Linked DNA regions of Homo sapiens: region 2 is linked to region 1. Evidence: read pairs that join two places in POLR2A ChIA-PET (ENCODE). Cell type or tissue: PC-9. All regions are shown on one strand. Each heading gives the region's core, and the rest is flanking DNA. Links, peaks and the distances in the headings are about the cores only. Region 1 overlaps EPB41 (erythrocyte membrane protein band 4.1). Region 2 overlaps EPB41 (erythrocyte membrane protein band 4.1).

Region 1 (11,631 bases), core at 2,264-10,263:
TATAAATAAAATATTATATATATATTTATAATTATACATATTAAATTATATAATTATAATATATATTTAATACAACATATAATTATATTAAATATGTAAATTAATATATAATTACACATTAAATATATAATATATATAATATATATATTAGCTGGGTGTGGTGGCATAGCTGTAGTTGCAGCTATTCAGAGGCTGAGTTGGGAAGATTTCTTGAGCCCAGGTGTTCAAGGCTACAGTGAGCTAGAGTCATGCCATTGTACTCCAGCCTGGGCAACACACCAAGACCCTGTCTCAAAAAAAAAAAGAGGGCCGGGTGCAGTGGCTCACGCCTGTAAACCCAATACTTTGGGAGGCCGTGGTGGGTGGATCACCTGAGGTCAGGAGTTCAAGACCAGCCTGACCAACATGGTGAAACCCCATCTCTACTAAAAATACAAAATTAGCCGGGCACGGTGGTGCATGCCTGTAATCCCAGCTAGTCGAGTGGCTGAGGCAGGAGAATCGCTTGAACCCGGGAGGTGGAGGTTGCAGTGAGCCAACATGGCGCCATTGCACTCTAGCCTGGGCAACAAGAGCAAAAGTCCATCTCAAAAAAAGAAAAAAAAAGAGAAAGAGAGAAATAGAATTTGTATCCTAGCTCAATCAGGTAGGTACCAACTAGGTAACCTTAGGCAAGTTGCTAATCTCTCTAAGCTTGTATTTCCTTGTTTGTAAAGTGGGGATAATACCACTGACCATTGCAAGCTTTGGAGGAAAATTAGGTGAAATGATGTCTGCAAAGCACTGGGCATGTTTATGGACACTTAGTGTCAGTATGCTTCCCTATTCTCTCTTTCGTGGTCTAGAGTGCAGATTTTGAGTTTGGTACATAATGAGAGTTTAATTAGCCAGGCGTGGTGGCGTGCACCTATAGTCCCAGCTGCTTGGGAGGCTGAGGCAGGAGAATCGCTTGAACCTGGGAGGTGGAGGTTGCAGTGAGCCGAGATCATGCCACTGCATTCCAGCCTGGGTGAAAGAGCGAGCGTCCATCTCAAAAATAAATAAGTAAATAAATAAACAAATAATGAGAGGTTGCGTAAAGTTTATCGATACTAACAAAGTGGCATAATTGAAGCAATGAGCCAGGCGTGGTGGACGCACCCATAGTCTCAGCTGCTCGGAAGGCTGAGGCGGAGGCTCCCTTGAGCCCAGGAGTTCGAGGCTGCAGTGAGCTGTGATTGTGCCACTGCACTCCAGCCTGGGGAACAGAGTGAGGACCTGTATCAAAAAAACAAAATAAAGTAGGGAGAGGTCTGGGACCAGGAATATGACTAGAACATCTCTGGAGAAATGCTTGTAAAGAACTGAAGTGTCTGAGGAAACAAGAAAAAAGAAATGTGTCAGTCGAGAGAGACAGAGAAATGAATGAATAGGTCTTGGCAGTGAAGGGGACTGAAAAAGAAAGGAATAGGAAATTACTTAAAAATTGTACACGCTATTAGCCAGAGGATATAGGAAATAATTACTTCATATGGCAGAATCCCTTTAAGTTGTCACTACCATGGAAACAAGCTAAATGTCCATCAGTGGAGAGCTGGTTAAATACATTATGGTACATCCAATTAAGGTAATTCTGTGTGGCCTTTAATAAAAGCTTCTGATGGGAACAAGCTACATGATAAATTGGTAAGTGAACAAGCATGGTGCACTATGGTGGTACTGTTTATGGAGGGGAGAAGGGATGTATATTGCAGCTATGTGTGTTTAGGTTTGTATATCAATACACTCTCTCTGAATGGGTACTAAAAAACAAAACAAAAAACCAACAACCAAAACGTATAGTGGCCCCTGATGAAGGAGACTGAGACTGCAGGACTCGGGTCAGGAGTGGGAGGGAAACTGACTTTTCACTGTAAAACATTTTGAAGTATTAAAATTTTTATAGCATAGACATAGCCAAAAAATTTTATTTTATTATTATTATTATTATTTAGAGACAGTCTTGCTCTGTAGCCCAGGCTGGAGTGCAGTGGCATGATCTCAGCTCACTGCAACCTCTGCCTCCCGAGTTCAAGTGATTCTCGTGCCTCAGCCTCTTGAGTAGCTGGGATTACATGTGCATGCCACCACACCTGGCTAATATTTATATTCATATTTTTATTTTTATTTTTGTTTGAGACAGAGTTTCCCTCTTGTCGCCCAGGCTGGAATGCAGTGGTGCCATCTCGGCTCACTGCAACCTCCACCTCCTGGGTTCCAGCGATTCTCATGCCTCAGCCTCCCAGGTGGCTGGGATTACAGGCACCCACCACCACACCCAGCTAATTTTTGTACTTTTAGTAGAGACGGGGTTTCACCATGTTGGTCAGGCTGGTCTCGAACTCCTGACCTCAGGTGATCCACCCACCTTGGCCTCCCAAAGTGCTGGGATTACAGGTGTGAGCCACCGCACCCAGCCTAATTTTTATATTTTTAGTAGAGACAGGGTTTCACCTTGTGGGCCAGGTTGGTCTCAAACTCCAGGCCTCAAGTAGTCAGCCCGCCTCGACCTCCCAAAGTGCAGGGATTACAGGCATGAACCACCGCACCCTGCGCCCCCAAAATTTAAATGGTTCAAAATAAATTGTTTTAAAAGTTAGAGCCACACTGACCACAGAAGTCCCTGTGGTGTGGGTGTAGGTAGCTCCTACAAAAAAAGGAAATGGAAGCAGTCATTTTAAAATATCCTGACATATTAGAGAAATATAAAGGCAGCGTGATATTCTTGACAGAGCCCGTGGGCTTTGGAATTAGAGTGACTTAGGTCTTAATTCCGACATTTGCTAGTTTTGTGACCTTGGGCAAGTCCCTTATCTTTTTGAGCCTTAGTTTTCTCTTCTGAAAAATACTGTGATCAAGTTATTGAAATAAGCACAATGTTTGCCTGGTATTTATTAGCTATTCATAATGGTAGCTATTATTATATTGCGTTGTTAAACATTTGCCTTTATTTCATTTTAACCAGGCTTAAGACAGTCAAGATACAAATTGCTTTTTATTTTATTTGTTTGTTTGTTTATTTATTTATTTTTGAGATGGAGTCTCACTCTGTCACCCAGGCTGGAGTGCAGTGGCGCGATCTCGGCTCACTGTAACCTCCACCTCCCAGGTTCAAGCAATTCTCCAGCCTCAGCCTCCCAAATAGCTGGGACCACAGGCATGCGCCCCCATGCCCGGCTAATTTTTTTATTTCTAGTAGAGATGGGTTTTGCCACGTTGGTCAGGCTGGTTTCGAATGCCTGATCTCAGGTGATCTGCCCGCCTTGGCCTCCCAAAGTGCTGGGATTACAGGCGTGATCCACTGCTCCCGGCCCACATTGCTTTTTATTACTTATGCTAGACAGTGGGGTAGAGTGGGGAAGAGTGTTGACTTTCGAGTCAGAGTCAGATTTCCTGGCTTTGAACCTGCCCTGTCACTAGTGTGCAGTCAAATTACTAAATCGCCATGTGCCTCAGTTTCCTCATTTGTAAAATGTGGCTAATAGTTGTACCTCATAGGATTGTTGTCAGGAATAAATGAATTAATGCACATAAATGTTTCCAAAGTGCCTGGCAGATAATAAGCACTAGATATTCATTTGCAATTGTTATTATTTATTTACTATTTCTACTTTTGCTTTTATTATCTTGCTGGATAAGTAAGCCGGAGCACCATTTTTTTATTTATTCACAGTCTCTGTGCTTTGGAAAACATGGTCAGAGGGGATAGTTTTTACGTGTAGTTTTTTATGTGTGTATATGGGTGTGTTTGAGGTAAAATTTACATACAGTGAAATGCACAGACAGGGTCTCGCACTGTTGCCCAGGCTGGAGTTACAGTGGCATGACCACAGTTCACTGCAGCCTCGACCTTTTGGGCTCAAGTGATCCTCCCACCTCAGCCTCATGAGTAGCTAGGACTCCAGGCGCACACCACTACATGTGACTTTTTAATTTTTTTTTTTTTTCGAGACGGAGTCTCGCTCTGTCACCTGGCCTGGACTGCAGTAGCATGATCTCAGCTCACTGCAACGTCTGCCTTCCGGGTTCAAGCAATTCTCCTGCCTCAGCCTTCTGAGTAGCTGGGATTACAGGTGCGGGCCACCATGCCTGGCTAATTTTTGTATTTCTTTTTTCAGTAGAAACAGGGCTTCGCCATGTTGGTCAGGCTGGTCTCGAACTCCTGACCTCATGATCCTTCCGCCTCGGCCTCCCAAAGTGCTGGGATTACAGGTGTGAGCCACTGTGCCCGGCCTAATTTTTTAATTTTTTGTACACACGGGACTCACTTTGTTGCTAAGGCTGATCTCGAACTCCTGGGCTCAAGCAATCCTCCCTCCTCAGCCTCCCAAAGTGCTGGTATTACAGATGTGAGCCACCATGCCTAGCAATTTGATTGGTTTTGACAAATGGCTATACATGTGTAACCAAGACACATTTAGGATACAGAACATTACCCCTGAAACTGGCTTCATAGCCTTTTCCATCTGATTTCTACCCCTTTAGGCAGCCAGTGCTCTGCTTTCTATCAGTATTGCTTAGTTTTGCCTGGTTTGGACTTCATGTAAGTAGAAGTATACAGTAGTACACTTTTGTGTATGGCTTCTTTCTTTCTTTTTGAATTGGAGTCTCACTCTTGTCATCCAGGCTGCTGGAGTGCAGTAGTACCATCTCAGCTCACTGCAACCTCCACCTCCCAGATTCTAGCGATTCTCCTGCCTCAGCCTCCTGAGTAGCCAGGATTACAGGTGCCCACCACTTCACCTGGCTAATTTTTGTATTTTTAGTAGAGACGGGGTTTCACCATGTTGGCCAGGCTGGTCTTGAACTCCTGACCTCAGGTGATCCACCCACCTTGGCCTCCCAAAGTGCTGGTATTACAGGCCTGAGCCACCGTACCCAACAGTGTCTGCCTTCTTTCTGAATATAATATTTTTTAGATTCATCCATGTTATGTGAATCAGTAGTTCCCTCTTTTTTATTGCTGAATAGTATTACATTGAATGAATATACCACAATTTGTTTATCCATTCATTTGTTGATGGACAGTTGGATGAATTTCAGTTTGGGAAAATATTAATAAAGCTGCTATGAATGTTCATGTACAGATCTTTTTTTTTTTTTTTTTTTTTTTGAGACAGAGTATGGCTCTGTTGCCGAGGCTGGAGTGCAGTGGCATGATCTCAGCCCACTGCAACCTCCGCCTCCTGGTTCAAGCGATCCTCCTGCCTCAGCCTCCAGAGTAACTGGACTACAGGCATGTATCACCATGCCTGGCTAATTTATTGGTATTTTGTGGTAGAGATAGGGTTTCATGATGTCGGCCAGGCTGGTCTCAAACTCCTGACCTCAGGCAATCCACCTGCCTCGGCCTCCCACAGTGCTGGGATTTCAGGCATGAGCCACCGTGCCTGGCCACAAATCTTGTTGTGGGCGTTTCATTTATCTTGAGTAAACATCTAAGAGTCAAATTGCTGGGTCATAGGACAAATGACCAGTATGAGGAAACATTGGTAAGAGGATCAAGGAAAACAGGCCCTGTATGGGAACAGGGTAAGTAGGAAAACATAACAGTGTCTCCTGCATCTTTAGCATTCTTCAGAGACAGAAAAGAGACTAGAGGGAGCGGGCAGGAGGTAGATAAAGATAGAGTCACAGGTTTATAGAGGAGTTCTTCAAAAAGCTTTAGCCCTTCTGGCATGCAAATTCATGTTATAACAATTTATAAGCTAATTTTATTTGTATAATTTCTTTGTATGCTCACAACAGTGCTACGGTGTAGGCAGAACACATATTCCCATATTGCTTTTATTTTTTATTTTATTTATTTATTTATTTTTTTGAGATGGAGTTTCACTCTTGTTGCCCAGGCTGGAGTGCAGTGGCGCAATCTCAACTCACTGCAACCTCTCAGCCTCCCGAGTAGCTGGGATTTTTTTTTTTTTTTTTTTTTTTTTTTGAGATGGAGTCTTCCTCTGTTACCCAGGCTGGAGTGCAGTGACACAATCTTGGCTCACTGCAACCTCCACCTCCTAGGTTCAAGAGATTCTCCTGCCTCAGCCTCCTGAGTGGCTGGGACGACAGGCGTTTGCCACCACACCTGGCTAATTTTTGTATTTTTAGTAGAGATGGGGTTTCACCATATTGGTCAGCTGGTCTTGAACTCCTGACCTCGTGATCCGCCTGCCTTGGCCTCCCAAAGTGCTGGGACTACAGGTGTGAGCCATTGCACCCAGTCCCCAGTATTGCTTTTATAAATGAGAAAACTAGACTGGGTGCAATGGCTCACGCCTGTAATCCCAGCACTTTGGGAGGCTGAGGAGGGTGGATCACCTGAGGTCAGGAGTTTGAGACCAGCCTGGCCAACATGGTGAAACCCTGTTTCTACTAAAAATACAGAATTAGCCAGGTGTGGTGGCATGCGCCTGTAATCCCAGCTACTTGGGTGGCTGAGGCAAGAGAATCGCTTGAACCCAGGAGGTGGAGGTTGCGGTGAGCCGAGATCCCACTATTGTACTCCAGCCTGGGGAAAAAGCAAAACTCCCTCTCAACAAAAAATAAAATAAATAAAAATTTAAAAATCAAATAAATGAGAAAACTAAAGCTCAGAGAAGTCAGAGTGACTTGCCCAAGGTTCCACAGCTGGTTACTGTCTGAGTGGGGACCCAAACCCCAGACTTCAAACAGGGAGTTTCTTGCCCTGAGTCCTAGTTCAAACACCCATTAGAGTCTTGGACAAATTCTTAACCTCTCTGGAGCTCTGTTTTCTTAACTGTACAATGTGTATAATAATGGTTCCTCCCTCAGATATTGAGAGGCATAATTGAGACAACAGTTGAATTATATGCTTGGCACATAGTAGGAGTATAATAAATATTAGTTGAGTCTGAATCTAAAGTAGATGACTGGTCTTGGCTGAAGAAAATATTAGTTAGCGGCTGGGCGCGGTGGCTCAAAGAGCTGTAATCTCAGCTCTTTGGGAGGTGGAGGTGGGCGGTTCACGAAGTCAGGAGTTCGAGACCAGCCTGGCCAATATGGTGAAACTCCATCTCTGCTAAAAATACAAAAATTAGCCAGGCGTGGTGGCAGGCGCCTGTAATCCCAGCTACTTGGGAGGCTGAGGCAGGAGAATTGCTTGAACCTGGGAGGCAGAGGTTGCAGTGAGCCGAGATCACACTATTGCACTCCAGCCTGGGCAACAGAAGCGAAACTCCATCTCAAAAAAAAAAAAAAAAAAAATACAAAAATTAGCCGGGCGTGGTGGCGCGTGCCTATATTCCCAGCTACTCAGGAGGCTGAGGCAGGAGAATTGCTTAAACCCAGGAGGTGGAGGTTTCGGTGAGCTGAGATCACGCCACTACTCTCCAGCCTGGGTGACAGAGCAAGACTCCATCTCAAAAAAAAAAAAAAAAAAAAGCTAATGTTTGAAAGGCATTTGTGAACTATAAAATGCTATACATGTGCTTAATTATTGTCACTAATGTTGACCTGTGGCTATGTTCCTGCCTCTTATTTCTTTTTTTTTTTTTTTTTGAGACAGAATTTCGCTCTTGTTGCCCAGGCTGGAGTGCAATGTCGCAATCTCAGCTCTCCACAACCTCTGCCTCCTGGGTTCAAGCTATTCTCCTGCCTTAGACTCCCGAGTAGCTGGGACTGCAGACATGCACCACCACACCCGGCTAATTTTGTATTTTTAGTAGAGATGGGGTTTCTCCATGTTGGTCATTCTGGTCTCAAACTCCCCACCTCAGGTGATCTGCCCCCCTCGGTCTCCCAAAGTGCTGGGATTATAGGCCTGAGCCACCGTGCCCGGCCCCTGCCTCCTATTTCTGATCCATTCCTGTCACTGACTCAGTGCTAAGGAAACTATACCCATCCAACTTTCTTAGAAGGAACTTTGTGCCCAGGGAATTTATTTTATTTTATTTTATTTATTTATTTTTAGACAGAGTCTCACTCTGTTGCCCAGGCTGGAAGTACAGTGGCGGGATCTTGGCTCACTGCAACTTCCACCTCCCAGGTTCAAGCATTTCTTCTGCCTCAGCCTCCCGAGTAGCTGGGATTATAGGCAAGCACCACCACGTCCGGCTAATTTTGTTTTTTTAGTAGACACAGGGTTTCACTCTGTTGGCCAGGCTGGTCTCAAACCCCTGACCTCAGGTGATCCACCCGCCTACACCTCCCAAAGTGCTAGGATTACAGGCATGAGCCACCGAGCATGGCCCAATTTATTTTATTTGTTAAGAGGTTACCCTGAAAAAAAAAAAAAAAAAGAGGTTACCCTGGCCGGGTGCGGTAGCTCACACCTGTAATGCCAGTACTTTGGGAGGCCGAGGCAGGCGGATCACCTGAGGTGGGGAGTTTGAGACCAGCCTGACCAACATGGAGAAACCCCATCTCTACTAAAAATACAAAATTAGCCCGGTGTGGTGGTGCATGCCTGTAATCCCAGCTACTCAGGAGGCTGAGGCAGGAGAATTGCTTGAAACCGGGAAGCGGAGGTTGCAGTGAGCTGAGATCACGCCACTGCATTCCAGCCTGGGCGACAAGAGTGAAACTCCGTCTCAAAAAAAAAAAAAGAGGTCATTCTAAGGGAATGAGATTTTTGCATCAGAATGTGCAGCTGAAGAGCAAAGCTGCAGCCTGCAACATTTGCCCAGTCTTCCTGAGAGGCATGATGATGAGCCATGCTTTCTTCTGCAGACTGACGACAACAGTGGAGACTTGGACCCAGGAGTCTTGCTGACAGCTCAAACTATCACATCTGAGACCCCAAGCAGCACCACCACAACTCAAATTACCAAGGTAACAGACCAGCTAGAACCTCTTTATGGAACCCAGGGGCAGGCTAAGCTTGCTGCCACCTCTCTGCAAGAAGGACCCTAGTCCATAAGCAAATATTTTCAGCTCCATCCCTAGTAAGCCACATTATTCAAAGAGTCCTGGATGGAAAGGCCCTGCTGCCTTCCCCAGCAATAAATCTAGGGAGATACCCTGAGAGTATCCCTGCCTACTTAGTAGTCTCCTAAAGGTAGGTGTGGTTGTTCTCTTTACACATCTGTCTCTCTGGTCAGTGAGTCCCCTGTCTGGCTGTGGAAGTAAGTTTAAAAAGTCAGCATGGCCAGGCATGGTGGCCCACACCTGTAATCCCAGCACTTTGGGAGGCCAAGGCAGGTGGATCACCTGAGATCAGGAGTACGAGACTAGCCTGACCAACATGGTAAAACCCCGTCTCTACTAAGAATACATAAATTAGCCGGGTGTGGCGGCATACACCTGTAGTCCCAGCTATTCGGGAGGCTGAGGGAGGAGAATTGCTTGAACCCAGGAAGCAGAGATTACAGTGAGCAGAGATTGCGCCACTGCACTCCAGCCTGGGTGAGCGAGCAGACTCTATCTCAATAGAAAGTTAACTTAAGGGGCCAGGCGTGGTGTAATCACACCTGTAATTCCAGTACTTTGGGAGGCTGAGACAGGTGGATCCCTTTAGCCCAGGAGTTTGAGATTAGCCTTGGCAACATAGTGAAACCTCATCTGTACAAAAAAATACAAAAAAAAAAAAATGTGCTGGGCATAATGGCGCATGCCTGTGGTCCCGGCTACTTGGGAGGCTGAGGTGGGAGGATCACTTGAGCCCAGGGCATCAAGGCTGCAGTAAGCCGTGATCATGCCACTGCACTCCAGCCTGAGTGACAGAGCAAGACCCTAAAACCTATCTCTGTAAAAACAAAACAAAACAAAAAGTCAGCTTCAGGGAAATTATTTTTGGTATTTTTATACAACCATATTTTCCAAGCCCAAAATCAGAACTCTGGGTCTGAGGAAGAATTTTTACAGCATTCCAGGGACAAGGCCATGAGAACTTGTTTGGATGCTGAAATATTGGAATTATTAGAATGTAGTTTATAGGAAGCAAGAGAGAGAAAATATCTAAAATTGGAACTACCCCCAGAAAATCAGAGGCAATCGATGTTTGCTGTAACACTAGAGGAAAATACTTTTTTTAATAGGTAAGAAATATAGCTTCTTGACCAAGCTCTCTCATCAATACACAGATGACTGGAAACTAGTTAACTTAATGTGTCTAGACCTTGGTTTTCCTCATCTACCAGAAAGAGAAATCTACTCACCCTCAGGAGATTATGTGAGGACCTTTTGACATCAATAATATGAAAATGCTTTAAAATACAAGAGCCCAGTTTCAAGCTGTGTGACATATTTGTTCATAGCCTTCAGATTTTTTTCCTCTTGAAAATGATCATGGTGGCTCATGCCTGTAATCCCAACACTTTGGGAGGCCAAGGCGGGCGGATCACCTGAGATCAGGAGTTCAAGACCAGCCTGGCCAACATGGCGAAACCCCATCTCTACTAAAAAAATAAAAATTAGCCGAGCATGGTGGCACACGCCTATAGTCCCAGCTACTCGGGAGGCTTAGGCAGGAGAATCACTTGAACCCAAGAGGCGGAGGTTGCAGTGAGCTAAGATCATGCCACTGCACTCTAGCCTGAGCAACAGAGCAAGACTCCATCTCAAAAAAAAAAAAAGAAAAAGAAAATGATCAATTAAAATGTATAGCATCAGTATCCAGTCTCTAAAACAGAAATGTATGAGAGAAGAGCACAGAAAGTCCTATTTTGTTTACTTGCTAGATTTCTGTGGTATTCAGGAGGAAGAAAAAGGAGAAAGTAAATACAGAATTGTGACTTTCTGTTTAGCTTAATAAAGATTTTAGTAATCCAGGCTGGGCGCGGTGGCTCACACCTGTAATCCCAGCACTTTGGGAGGCCGGGGCGGGCAGATCACGAGGTCAAGAGGTCGAGACCATCCTAGCTGACAAAAAACCCCGTCTCTACTAAAAATAGAAAAAATTAGCCGGGCGTGGTGGCAGGCGCCTGTAGTCCCAGCTACTTGGGAGGCTGAGGCAGGAGAATGGTGTGAACCCAGTAGACAGAGCTTGCAGTGAGCCGAGATCGCACCACTGTACTCCAGCCTGGGCGACAGAGCAAGACTCCGTCTCAAAAAATAAATAAATAAATAAATAAAAAAGATTGTAGTAATCAAGGCTGGATGTGGTGGCTCACGCCTGTAATCCAAGCACTTTGGGAGGCTGAGGTGGGTGGATCACAAGGTCAGGAGTTTGAGACCAGCCTGGCCAACATAGTGAAACCCCATCTCTACTAAAAATCCAAAAATTAGCTGGGCATGGTGGTGCGTGCCTGTAGTCCCATCTACTCAGGAGGCTGAGGCAGGAGAATTGCTTGAACCCGGGAGGCAGAGGTTGCAGTGAGCCGAGATCACACCACTACACTCCAGCCTGGACAACAGAGCGAGACTCTGTCTCAAAAAAAAAAAAAAACAAAGATTTTAATAATCCAGGGGAGTAGAAGTGTACTCTACAAGGGAGTAGAAGTAGCAGGTCTGGTTGAGATTTTGGACAAGTAGGTTAGAAAGCTGTCCTTTGCAGTACCCAGCAGTAGATTAAAATTTGGAGTGGAGCTTTCGGAATAATCTTTGCTATTTTTCTTTTTTTGTTTGTTTGTTTGTTAATAGAGACGAGGTCTCATTATGTTGCCCAGGCTGGTCTCAAACTCCTGGCCGCAAGCATTCCTCCTATCTCAGCCTCCCAAAGTG
Region 2 (11,631 bases), core at 1,637-9,636, 59 kb before region 1:
TTAGTCATCTCTTGTGCTAGGTAATGAGCTAGGTGCAAGAGATATTATAGTGAGAGTCCCTGCCCTCATTCAATTCTTAACCTAATGGAGGATATTATAATATTCATCATAGTGGAAGAAACAAGGCATTATGAGAGCATATGTCCTTAATTTAGAGGAATCAGGAAGGGGTCAGCCACATTTGGAAAAAAGATCACCTAAGCAGTAGGACTTTTGTGCTTCCATACTGTGAGTCATGCTTTTTTGTTTTTTTTGTTTTGTTTTGTTTTGTTTTTTTTGAGACAGAGCCTCACTCTGTCACCCAAGCTGGAGTGCAGTGGCACAGTCTCAGCTCACTGCAACCTCCGCCTCCAAGATTCAAGTGATTCTCGTACCTCAGCCTCCCAAGTAGCTGGGATTACAGGCATGTGCCACCATACCTGGCTAATTTTTGTATTTTTAGTGGAGATGGGGTTTCACCATGTTGGCTAGGCTAGTCTTGAACTCCTGGCCTCAAGTAATCTGCCTGCCTCAGCCTCCCAAAGTGCTGAGATTATAGACATGACACCCCCCAACTTTTTTTTTTTTGGTGTTTTTCTACTCTCCTGAGGGGCTGTTTTAATAGTAACAATACAAGGCATGTTGCATGCTTTGTCTTAATCTTCATGAAAACACTATGAACTAGGCTTGGAGATTAAAATGACTTTTCATAAGACGTGACATCTGGTAAATGGAAGTGCTAAGAGTGAAATTCAGGTTGGTTTAACTCCAAAACTCATGTTCTTTCAGATACATATTTATTACTTTGTTCAACAATTTTTCCTATGGGCCAGATGGTATTCCAGTCACTAGAGATACAGCCGTGAGCACACAAACATAGTCTCTGCCTTCATGGAGCTTACCTTCTGTCATTGGAAACAAAGAAGAATAAAACAAAATAATTTCAGATGGTGATGAATGCTGTGGAGAAAATAAAACAGGATGAGGGATATAGACTATCTGGGGATGGGGGAAATTAAGGAGTATTTCAGATTGGATGGTCCAATCTAATTTAGAAGGCTTCTTTGAGGAGCTTCATTTGAGCTGAGACCTGAATTATGTGAAGGAGCCGGCCATCTCAAAATCTGGGGAAAGAGCCTTGCAGAAGAGGGAGTAGCAAGTACAAAGTCCTGAAAGTAGGAATGAGCTTGCCATGTGTCTAGAGCAGTGCTGTCCCATGGACCTTTCTGTGCTGATGGAAATCTTTCATTTTGTGATATCCAGTTCAGCAGCCAATAGCTGCTAAGCTAAGAACTTGAAATGTGGCTATGTGCCTGAGGAACGGAATTTTAATTCCAATTTAAATAGCCACATGTGGTGTGTAGCTCACATATCAGACAGCATAGGTCTAGATTCCAGAAAATGAAGGGGCGAGGAGTACAAAATAAGTGAGGTCGGAGAAGTAGGTGGGAGCCAGATTGTATAGGGCCTTGTGGGTCACAGTAAAGAGTTTAGATTGTATTTCATTTGCACTGGGAAGCTATTAGAGGGAGTGATGCAATCTGAATCCCATTTTTAAAAGATCGCTGACAGCTGAATAGTCCATTGAAGTGTCAGTGAAAAGCAGGGCGAAGGCTGTTGCAGAGTCTGGGACAGCCTGGACTTGAGTGTTGGCAACAAAGACAGGGAAAAGTAGTCAGGGATACATTTGGAGATAGGGCTGACTGAATTGCTGACAAATTAAGTATTGGAGATGATAAGGAAAAGAAACTCAAGTTTTATTGCTTGGCTTAATCATTTAGTAGAATGAGAAAATCTGGGAGAGTAGCAGAGTTGGGGATATGGAAAATAAAAACTCCTACTGTGGATAAGTTAAGTTTGAGGCATAATCATTTAATCTTCATGTCTTTGCCATATTCAGATAACAATATCAGGCATCTCCCTCCTTGTCCAGTAAATCACCTTACTTCTAGTTTACCTTATGTGTGGGGAATTATCTTTTTATCCCCATTTTTCAGGTGAGAAAACTGAGGTTGGAAAGTTTAAGTGACTTGTTCAGCATCTCACAGACAGTAAGTTGCAAACTATGACAAAAATCCAGGTCTGTCTGATAGCATGTTCCATGGCTTTCCTTGCTAAATGGAGTTTCATGGTTATATAGATACTATGCCTGATGTATTGTCTTTTCCTGATAGCAAAGATAACCAAAGAGTCAAGTGTTAATGAGCTTTGGTACCTTGAACAAGTTAGAAAGCTTTACAGAAATCACATCTTGACTGCCTTATTACATTTATATTCTGAATTTTTTTTTAAGATGTATGGTCTTAACTTTTCATGGTAATTACCACAGTTCTTGCTACAGTGTATTTAATAAATAAATATTGGCTGGATGTGGTGGCTCACACCTGTAATCCCAGCACTTTGGGAGGCTGAGGCGGGCGGATCATTTGAGGTCAGGAGTTCGAGACCAACCAGGCTGACATGTTGAAACCCTGTCTCTACTAAAAATACAAAAATATTAGCCAGTTAGCTGGGCATGGTGGCACATGCCTGAATTCCCAGCTACTCAGGACGCTGAGGCAGGAGAATCGCTTGACCCCAGGAGGCAGAAGTTGCAGTGAGCTGAGATCGCGCCTGCACTCCAGCCTGGATGACAGAGTGAGACTCCGTCTCAAAAATAACAATAAAATAAAATAAAATACCATTCTTTCCCTACTGCATTCCAGTGTCACCTTTGTTATAAATCAGGTGACCATAAATTTGGGAGTTCATTTCTGGTCTCTCTAATCTCTTGTATTGATCTTTGTGTACCCTTGTGTCAATACCACACTATCTTAATTATTCTAGCTTTTATAAGTGTTTAAATTCTCTAACAATATTCTCTAAGATTATCTTGGCTATTTTTAGCCCTTAGCGTTATCTTATATATTGTAGAATCAGATTTTCTATTTCCACTAAAAAAGTCTTAATACTTTTATTGGGATTTAGTTGATTATATGGATCAGTTTGGAGATAATTGGTATTATAATATTGAGTCTTCTGATTCACAAACATGCTATAACCCTCCTTTTGTTTGGGTTTCCTTTAATTTCTCTCAGTAATGTTTTGTGATTTTTGGTGTAGGTAACTTGTGCATCTTTCATTAGATTTATTCTTACAGATTTGATGTCATTTGCTATTTTATATTAATATTATTAGATAGGGTCTCACTCTGTCATCCAGGCTGGAGTGCGATGGAGCGATCACAAGTCACTGCAGCCTCAGTCTCCCAGGCCCAGGTGATCCTCCCACCTCAGCCTCACAAGTAGCTAGGACTACAGGTGCATGCCACCATGCCCAGCTAATTTTTTTTTTTTTTTTTAGAGACAGGGTCTTGCCATGTTGCCCAGGCTGGTCTCAAATTCCCAGGCTCAGGCAATCCTCCCACCTTGGCTCCCCAAAGTGCTAGGATTACAAGAGTGAGCCACCACACCCAGCCATCGTTTGCTATCTTAAATGGTATCTTTTGGTTTTTGGCTGGTTGCAGTGCCTCATGCCTATAATCCCAGTACTTTGGGAGGCCAAGGTGGGAGGATCGCTTGAGTCTGAGAGTTCAAGACCAGCCTGGGCAACATGGCAAGACCCTGTCTCTAAAAAAAAAAAAAAAAAAATTAGCTGAGCATGGTAGTGCACACCTGTGGTCCCAACTACATGGAAGGCTGAGGCAGGAGGATCACTTCAGCCTAGGAGGTTAAGGCTGCAGTGAGCTGTGCTTGTGCCACTGCACTGCAGCCTGGGCAACAGAGTGAGACCCTGTCTCTAAAATAAAATAAAATAAAACAAAATAAAATAAATGGTATCCTAAATTTTTTATTTTTTGTTCAATTGTTTTGGTACATAGAAATACAATTAATTTTTCTAGTTTGACCTTATACTCAGTAATCTTACTAAAAAAATTTTTTTTTAATTTAATTTTATTTTTTTTTTGAGACAGAGTCTCACTCTGTCACTCAGACTGGAGTGCAGTGGCACTATCTCGGCTCACTGCAACCTCTGCCTCCTGGGTTCAAGTGACTCTCCTGCCTCAGCCTCCTGAGTAGCTGGGATTACAGGTGCACGCCACCACCATGCCCGGCTAATTTTTTGTATTTTTAGTAGAGACGAGGTTTCACCCTGTTGGTCAGGCTGTTCTCGAACTCCTGACCTCGTGATCCACCCACCTCGGCCTCCCAAAGTGCTGGGATTACAAGCGTGAGCCACCACACCCAGCCCTAAAAAATTTATTATTAATTTTAATGGTTTATCTGTGGATTATTTGGGGTATACATTATTGTGTACTCAACATCAACTGAAAATAATGATTGTTGTATGTCTTCCTTTCCATCTCGCATTTTTAATTTCTTTAATTGCTTTGTTGCTGGCTAGAACGTCCAATGTAATGCTGAATACAAGCATTAATAACTATCATCTTTCCCAATTTTAGGGCAAAAGCTTCAGTATTTCATCAAGCTTCCTTATATGGTATTTTCTTTATCATATAAGGAAGTTGTCATTCTAGTTTCCTACACATTTTAATTGTGAATTAGTGTTACTTTTATCAAATGCTTTTTACTTCATCAGTTGATATAATAAAATGATTTTTCTCCTTTTTATGTTAATGTGGTATATTATTTTTACTTTCAATTTTTAAACGACCTAAGAATTTTTGGAGTAAGTTCGAATTGGTCGTAATACTCTTTTCTTTTTTATTGTTTTAGGATTTCTACAACTATTTTCATAAGAGAGATAGGCCTATAATTTTCCTTTTGTAATGTTGTGGTCAGGTTTTAGTTTCGAGTTTATGCTGGTCTCATAAAATAAATTGAGAAGAATTCCTTCTTTTTCTGTTCTCTGGAAGAGTTTGTTAAAGACTGTTGTCATTTCTTTGTTACTGTTTAGAAGAATTCGCCTATGAAGCCATATCTGGTCCTAGAGATCTCACTGTGGGAGGTTCTTTACTTACAGATTCAGTGTCTTTATTAGATAAGGGACTATTAAAATGTTCTAGTTCTTGTTTCAGTTTTGATAAATTGTGTTTCTTTTTTCTTTCTTTCTTTCCTTTTTTTTTTTTTTTTGGAGAGAGAGTCTTAGCTCTCTCAGGCTGGAGTGCAGTAGTGCCGTCATAGCTTGCTGTAGCCTTGACCTCCCAGGCCCAAATGATCCTCCCACCTCAGCGTCCTGAGTAGCTGGTACCACAAGTTCACGCTACCGCGCCTGGCTAATTTTTTTTTTTTTTTTTTGTAGAGACAAGGTCTTACTGTGTTGCCCAGGCTGATCTTGAACACCTGGGCTCAAGCAGTCCTCCCACCTTGGCTTCTCAAAGTGCTGGGATTATAGGTGTGAGTCATCGCACCTGGCCTAGTTGTGTTTTTCTAGGAAATGTGCATTTTATCTAAATTTCCAAATATATTTACATAAAGCTGGGTATCTTTTCAATATCTGTAAGAACTATAGCAGGGTCCACTTTTGCATTCCTGATATTGGTAAGTTGTACCTTTTTGTTTCGAATAGCCTTGGTAGAGGTATATTGATTTTATTAATCTTTTCTTTTTTATATTGTAAATTGACAATTTATGTATGTATGTATGTATGTATGTATGTATTTATTTTTGAGGTGGAGTTTCACTCTTGCTGCCCAGGCTGGAATGGCGTGATCTCGGCTCACTGCAACTTCTGCCTCCCAAGTTCAAGCGATTCTCCCGCCTCAGCCTCCCAAGTAGCTGGGATTACAGGCATGCGCCACCATGCCCGGCTAATTTTTGTATTTTTAGTAGAGACGAGGTTTCACCATGTTGGTCAGGCTGGTCTCTACCTCCTGACCTCAAGTAATCTACCTGCTTCGGCCTCCCAAAGTTCTGGGATTACGGGCGTGAGTGAGCCACCGAGCCTGGCTGACAATTTATAATTGTATATATTTATGGGGTACAAAGTAATTGTCTTAAGTTTTTCAAAGAACCAACTTTTGGTTTTGTTGTTTTTTTCCTATTATATATAGTTTAACTCATGCCAGCTGATATCTTTATTATTTTCTTTTTTTGAGACGGAGTTTTGCTCTCGTTGCCTAGGCTGGAGTGCAATGGCGTGATCTCGGCTCACCGCAACCTCTGCCTCCCAGGTTCAAACAATTCTCCTGCCTCAGCCTCCCGAGTAGCTGGGATTACAGGCATGCACCACCACGCCCGGCTAATTTTGTATTTTTAGTAGAGACGGGGTTTCTCCATGTTGAGGCTGGTCTCGAACTCCTGACCTCAGGTGATCCACCCACCTCAGCCTCCCAAAGTGCTGGGATTACAGGCGTGAGCCACCGCGCCCGGCCTATTATTTTCTTTACGCTTTTATTGAGCTTTTTTAAAAAAAATTCTTGAACTAGATACTCATTAATGTTCATTATTTCTTACAACTTAACCTTAGAATGTAAGTGACTTGCCTAAGGTTACATAGCTAGTTGGAAAGAATTAGAAGGGAATCCGGGACAATTCTCCTAGGCCCATGCTTTTTACTCTTCACCATGATGACTTCTTTTTTTTAGAAAGAGTAGAATAAAAGTTAATAGTCAATATTCCTTGAGCACTTAGTATGTTCCAGGCACTGTTCTATCTTTTAAGTATCTGAAGTGCATATAAACTGAATAGGACAATTTTTTTTTGTAGTTCTGTTTTTAAATGTCTTATTTTTCTCTTTGTACTATAGTATAAAAAGTGGAAATATGTCTGTGTAACTATTTTTCCCTCCTTTCCTTAGATACTTCTCTGTGCTCCTTAAAAGATACTTTTTCCCGTTGAGTCACCCCTCCCTTTTCAAAAGATTAATATAACTCTGTAAGCTAGAGATGGTGTATCAGGGAAACTTTTACAAGAATTGCTTTATAAGGGGTCTTATTTTAATGATAAAAATGAGCATTCCCTTCCTCTTCTGTTATGTGTGGTGCTTAGAGCATCTGCTTCACCAGCTGGAGTACCAAAACTGGTTCAGATCCCAGTTTTATGATAGAGTAGTAAGTTGCAAGCGTAGCTAATAATGATGACAAAGATTATATTTTTCTTGCACTTTTTGCTTTTCAAACCATTTCCATGTATTCCTATTTAATACTAGCAACTTAGTCAATAAGAGAAAACATTTAGGAATTACAGTTTTACTCATGAGGAAACTGGAGCACAAAAGAAAGGGCCACACAACCAGGTAGTTCATCCATTCAGTGAGCAGTGGTTACAGTGATTCTTGCCAGGGGTGTACATCCTTATCACCTTTGGAGCTTTAAAACAAAACACATGCCCAAGCCTCACTCTTGGATAGCTCATCTCACTAGAGTGGGCCTGAGCATCATCTGATTTTTTTGTTTTTTGTCTTGAAAAACAAACATTGTATCAGAGGACACAAATGATTTATGTGGTCCTCTGATAAAAGAACCACCCTACCGCATACTAGCAGAAATTGTGCTAGTAAATAACAGCTAGAAGTAGAAGTTGTTTGCCTTTACTCAGTCTGATGGTTTGAATTTTATTCTTTACTGCTGTAGTATATAACTATCTAAGTTTCTGTTGTCAGCCAAGAGCAATATAGTATTGAAGTTAGTGGGTCACCATCAGCATTTTTCTTTATGTAGACCCTCAGATATGGGAGATACTGGATTTTTAAAGTTATGTATTGTCTATATATGCACCAAAATCTTGTAAATATTAACAGCTGAATTAATAAAACTGAAGACCCACACATCTTAAAAAGCAATCCTTACCCCCAACACTGTGAATATACTAAAAAGCATTGAATTATATATTTTAAATGAGTGAACTGTGTGGTATGTGAATTGTATCTCAAAAAAAGCTGTTAAAAAAAGCCATGATCACTACCATGATATTATAGAGTTAATATCTTCCATATTTTACAGATGATTAAACTAAAGTTTGTAAGATTAAGCTCCACGCCTTAGGCACACTACTATATGTGACTGAGTGTGGGCCTAAGACTCGTGATTTGGCTTTTGCCTCTGTTCCACGCAGCCTTTCACAGCCAGAGCTTTTTATTGTAATGTTATTATTTTTCCAATCTGTGAACTCTGTTTCTGTCAGTTTCCACACTAATACCTTCTTTTCCACATACAGTACAGATTGCCAAGGCTAGGAATGCTGAAGACATAAATCATTTGGCTCTGCAGTATTAGTACTGGATTGAAACCAAAGACAAGTGGCAAAATAACACATGGTGAAAGCATGGGCTAAGTTTCTATGATGCCAGGCATAGTTGAATTAATTCTTTGAGAGGAGGTGTGAATACACATGTATAATGATACTTAAACACAACTGTGAGCAAAATATTTTGTCACATTCCCCTGTGTTGTCAGGTTTGGTCTGCCATCTGCCACTCTTGCAGTGACTGCTTAAAGCACCCATTAGTAGTAGCTCTGTGCTAATCCAGAGTTATTACTACTAACCCAGTAGTAGCAATCTGTGCAAGAGGCCGCAGATTTTTCATGGAAAGATAAAGGAGATCCTTTTTTTTTTTGAGACAGAGTCTTGCTCTGTTGCCCAGGCTAGAGTGCAGTGGTACGATCTCGGCTCACTGCAAGCTCCACCTCCTGGGTTCAGGCCATTCACCTGCCTCAGCCTCCCAAGTAACTGGGACTACAGACGCCCGCCACCACGCCCAGCTAATTTTTTGTATTTTTTAGTAGAGATGGGTTTCACTGTGTTAGCCAGGATGGCCTCAATCTCCTGACCTCGTGATCCACCCACCTTGGCCTCCCAAAGTGCTGGGATTATAGGCGTGAGCCACCACGCCTGGCTGATAAAGGGGATTCTTGAATTTCTGCTGTTTTTCCTATATATCCGCTAAGGAATTAGTTCTTTCATTGGAAATTATGACAGAGTAATGAGCATTTCTTTCTTTTTCTTTTTCTGTTTTTTTTTTTTTTTTTTTTTTTTTTTTTGGAGACAGTCTGGCTCTGTTGCCCAGGCTGGAGTGCAGTGGCACGATCTCAGCTCACTGCAACCTCTGCCTCTCGGGTTCAAGTGATTCTCCTGCCTCAGCCTCCCGAGTAGCTATGACTACAGGCGCCCACCACCACACTTGGCTAATTTTTGTATTTTTAGTAGAGACGACGTTTCACCTTGTTGACCAGGCTGGTCTCGAACTCCCGACCTCAGGTGATCTGCCCACCTCGGCCTCCCAAAGTGCTGGGATTACAGGTGTGAGCCACCGTGCCTGGCCAAGCATTTCTTTCTTAATATTGTTGTATGAAGTAGTTGGGAATTTAAAGTTTTTATCTGTTCAGATTCATGGAATTCCTTTATCTGATCCTTACAGTTTACAAATCTAAAAATTTCAGGATGAATCATGTTCAGTTATAGTCAGTTTAAGAATGCAGGAAAGTCTATAATAAAAATTATTGATTTCCATGCAAATTGATTAAAATATAAGAGTCTTGGCTGGGAGCGGTGGCTCACGCCTGTAATCCCAGGACTTTGGGAGGCCAAGGCAGGCAGATCACTTGAGGTCAGGAGTTCAAGACCAGCCTGGCCAACATGGTGAAACCCCATCTCTACTAAAGATACAAAAAATTAGCCAGGCATGGTGGCATGTGCCTGTAGTCCCAGCTACTGGGGAGGCTGAGGCAGGAGAATCACTTGAACCTGAGAGGCGGAGATTCTAGTGAGCCGAGATCATGCCATTGCACTCTAGCCTAGGCGACAGGGCAAGACTCCATCTTAAAAAAAAAAAAAAAGTCTCAGTACAAAAGAGGATAACAATATGTTATCAGAAATACTAAATCATGCACAAAAACACTTTCATTCCTAGATACTGTCAGATAAGTGAAGTTTTATTACAAAGTGTAAATGTTTTATATCCCTGAAAGAATGAACATAAAAACCATAAAAAGAGTATGAGTGATTGTTTTGAAGTAAGCTGTCTAAAACTTAGATACCAAATATTCCAAAACAACAATTGGCTCTTTGAAAAGATCAAGATTTTATCATAAGTCTGTATAGTTTATTCTCTCTAAAACAGTCTATACAACTTTTCCCCTAAATTAAGGTTTCTCAACCTCAGTAACTTCAGCCTCTATGCACTGGATGCCAGTACCTCCCGTCTCTCCCCTCCTCTGTTACAACAACCAAAAATGTCTCCGGACATTGCCAGATATTCTCTGGGGACAATTTACTCCAGTTGAGAACCACTGCCCTAAACATATTAGAGAATAAGAGCTGTAATACAAATTGGTAAGGCTGAGAGATAGTAGGACAGAACTCAAAAGATATTTTTGTTTAGGTTTGAGGACTGACAGTCAAAGATTTTGAATTTGTGTTATTTTAATCAAATGATTTATTATTAAAAGGGAGAGCATCTGGTTCAAATATTTGTCCTTACAAGCATCAGAAAGTAGTTCATGTCTTACCAGAAGAGCCATTTATCAAGTTATTTTGTAATCATTCCAAGGAGGCTTACAGAAGAAATCAGACTTAATTCTTTTTTCTTACAATATATTTTTAGGTTCCTGAAATAACCTAAAAATGAACACATCTTTATTTTTAAAATGCCTCATGGAAGAAATCACATTTAGTTAACCCTTTTTTTCCTGCCATAGACAACATTGCAGGTTTTTGAAACTAAAATTACGAGATAAATGGATTTTCTATTTCTTTTCTTTGATCTTGTCTCCCCTGAATTCAGCATTCATGGAACATGATCATTAACACATTTTAGCCTTTCTACTGAGGGTACATTTAACTTCCTTGTTGCTATCAGTTCCCTGGCAGAGCACTAATGATTTATTTTTTACCCTCTGTGTGATAGCCCACTACACACTCTAACATTCGTGTGTATCCTGGATTCACAATTATTTTGCCTGGTGACTTTGAAATAATACAGTAGCTCTGGCCTTTACTTATGCTTCCCTTTTCCCTTTCTCACATAGCAGCAGCTGTCGATTCGGCAGACCGAAGTCCTCGGCCCACTTCTGCACCTGCCATTACTCAGGGTCAGGTTGCAGAAGGTGGCGTCCTAGATGCCTCTGCTAAAAAAACAGTGGTCCCTAAAGCACAGAAGGAAACAGTGAAGGCTGAAGTGAAAAAGGAAGACGAGCCACCTGAGCAAGCTGAGCCAGAGCCCACAGAAGCATGGAAGGTATGTCATCAGTCCAAATACCTAGCTAACTCACTTTCTGATTTAGAGGCCTTAACTTTTTGACCAGGAACGTTTTCAAAGCAATTGCTTATTCTCATAGACTCAACAAAGTTATTCTTCATTCTTTCTAAATGAAGATGTCTCCCATGAACCTATAAAATATTTTCGTAGAGTTATGTCAGTAAGACTGTAAGCTATCTCAGAAGTTATAAGGTGACCCACTCCTTGACCCAACTATTATTTTTATTTATTTATTTATTTTTTTGAGATGGAGTCTCGCTCTGTCACCCAGGCTGGAGTGCAGTGGTGCGATCTTGGCTCACTGCAAACTCCGCCTCGTGGGTTCATGCCATTCTCCTGCCTCAGCCTCCTGATTAGCCGGGACTACAGGCGCCCGCCACCATGCCCGGCTAATTTTTTGTATTTTTAGTAGAGACGGGGTTTCACCGTGTTAGCCAGGATGGTCTTGATCTCCTGACCTTGTGATCCGCCCGCCTCGGCCTCCCAAAGTGCTGGGATTACAGGCATGAGCCACCG

What was found. Peaks named below come from ENCODE experiments on the same cell type or tissue, not always from the same donor. Only the 100,000 strongest peaks of a DNase experiment are listed, where the experiment ranks them.
Region 2: POLR2A ChIA-PET joins it to region 1 with 20 read pairs; 7 of 35 experiments call an interaction of 5 or more read pairs at or near these places.

What each region holds. Positions count from the first base shown.
Region 1 is chr1:29,100,636-29,112,266 of GRCh38, forward strand. It overlaps EPB41 (erythrocyte membrane protein band 4.1), which reads left to right. Exons shown (of 21, transcript NM_001376013.1): 18 at 8,701-8,802. Among named protein-coding and RNA genes, the nearest start is that of TMEM200B, 17 kb to the right of the region's middle. In PC-9, for the core only: no CTCF peak of the experiment used is centred there; a DNase peak (open chromatin) is centred at 5,476; H3K27ac peaks cover 834 bases.
Region 2 is chr1:29,042,219-29,053,849 of GRCh38, forward strand. EPB41 (erythrocyte membrane protein band 4.1) reads left to right here. Exons shown (of 21, transcript NM_001376013.1): 12 at 10,886-11,094. Among named protein-coding and RNA genes, the nearest start is that of TMEM200B, 76 kb to the right of the region's middle. In PC-9, for the core only: no CTCF peak of the experiment used is centred there; no DNase peak of the experiment used is centred there.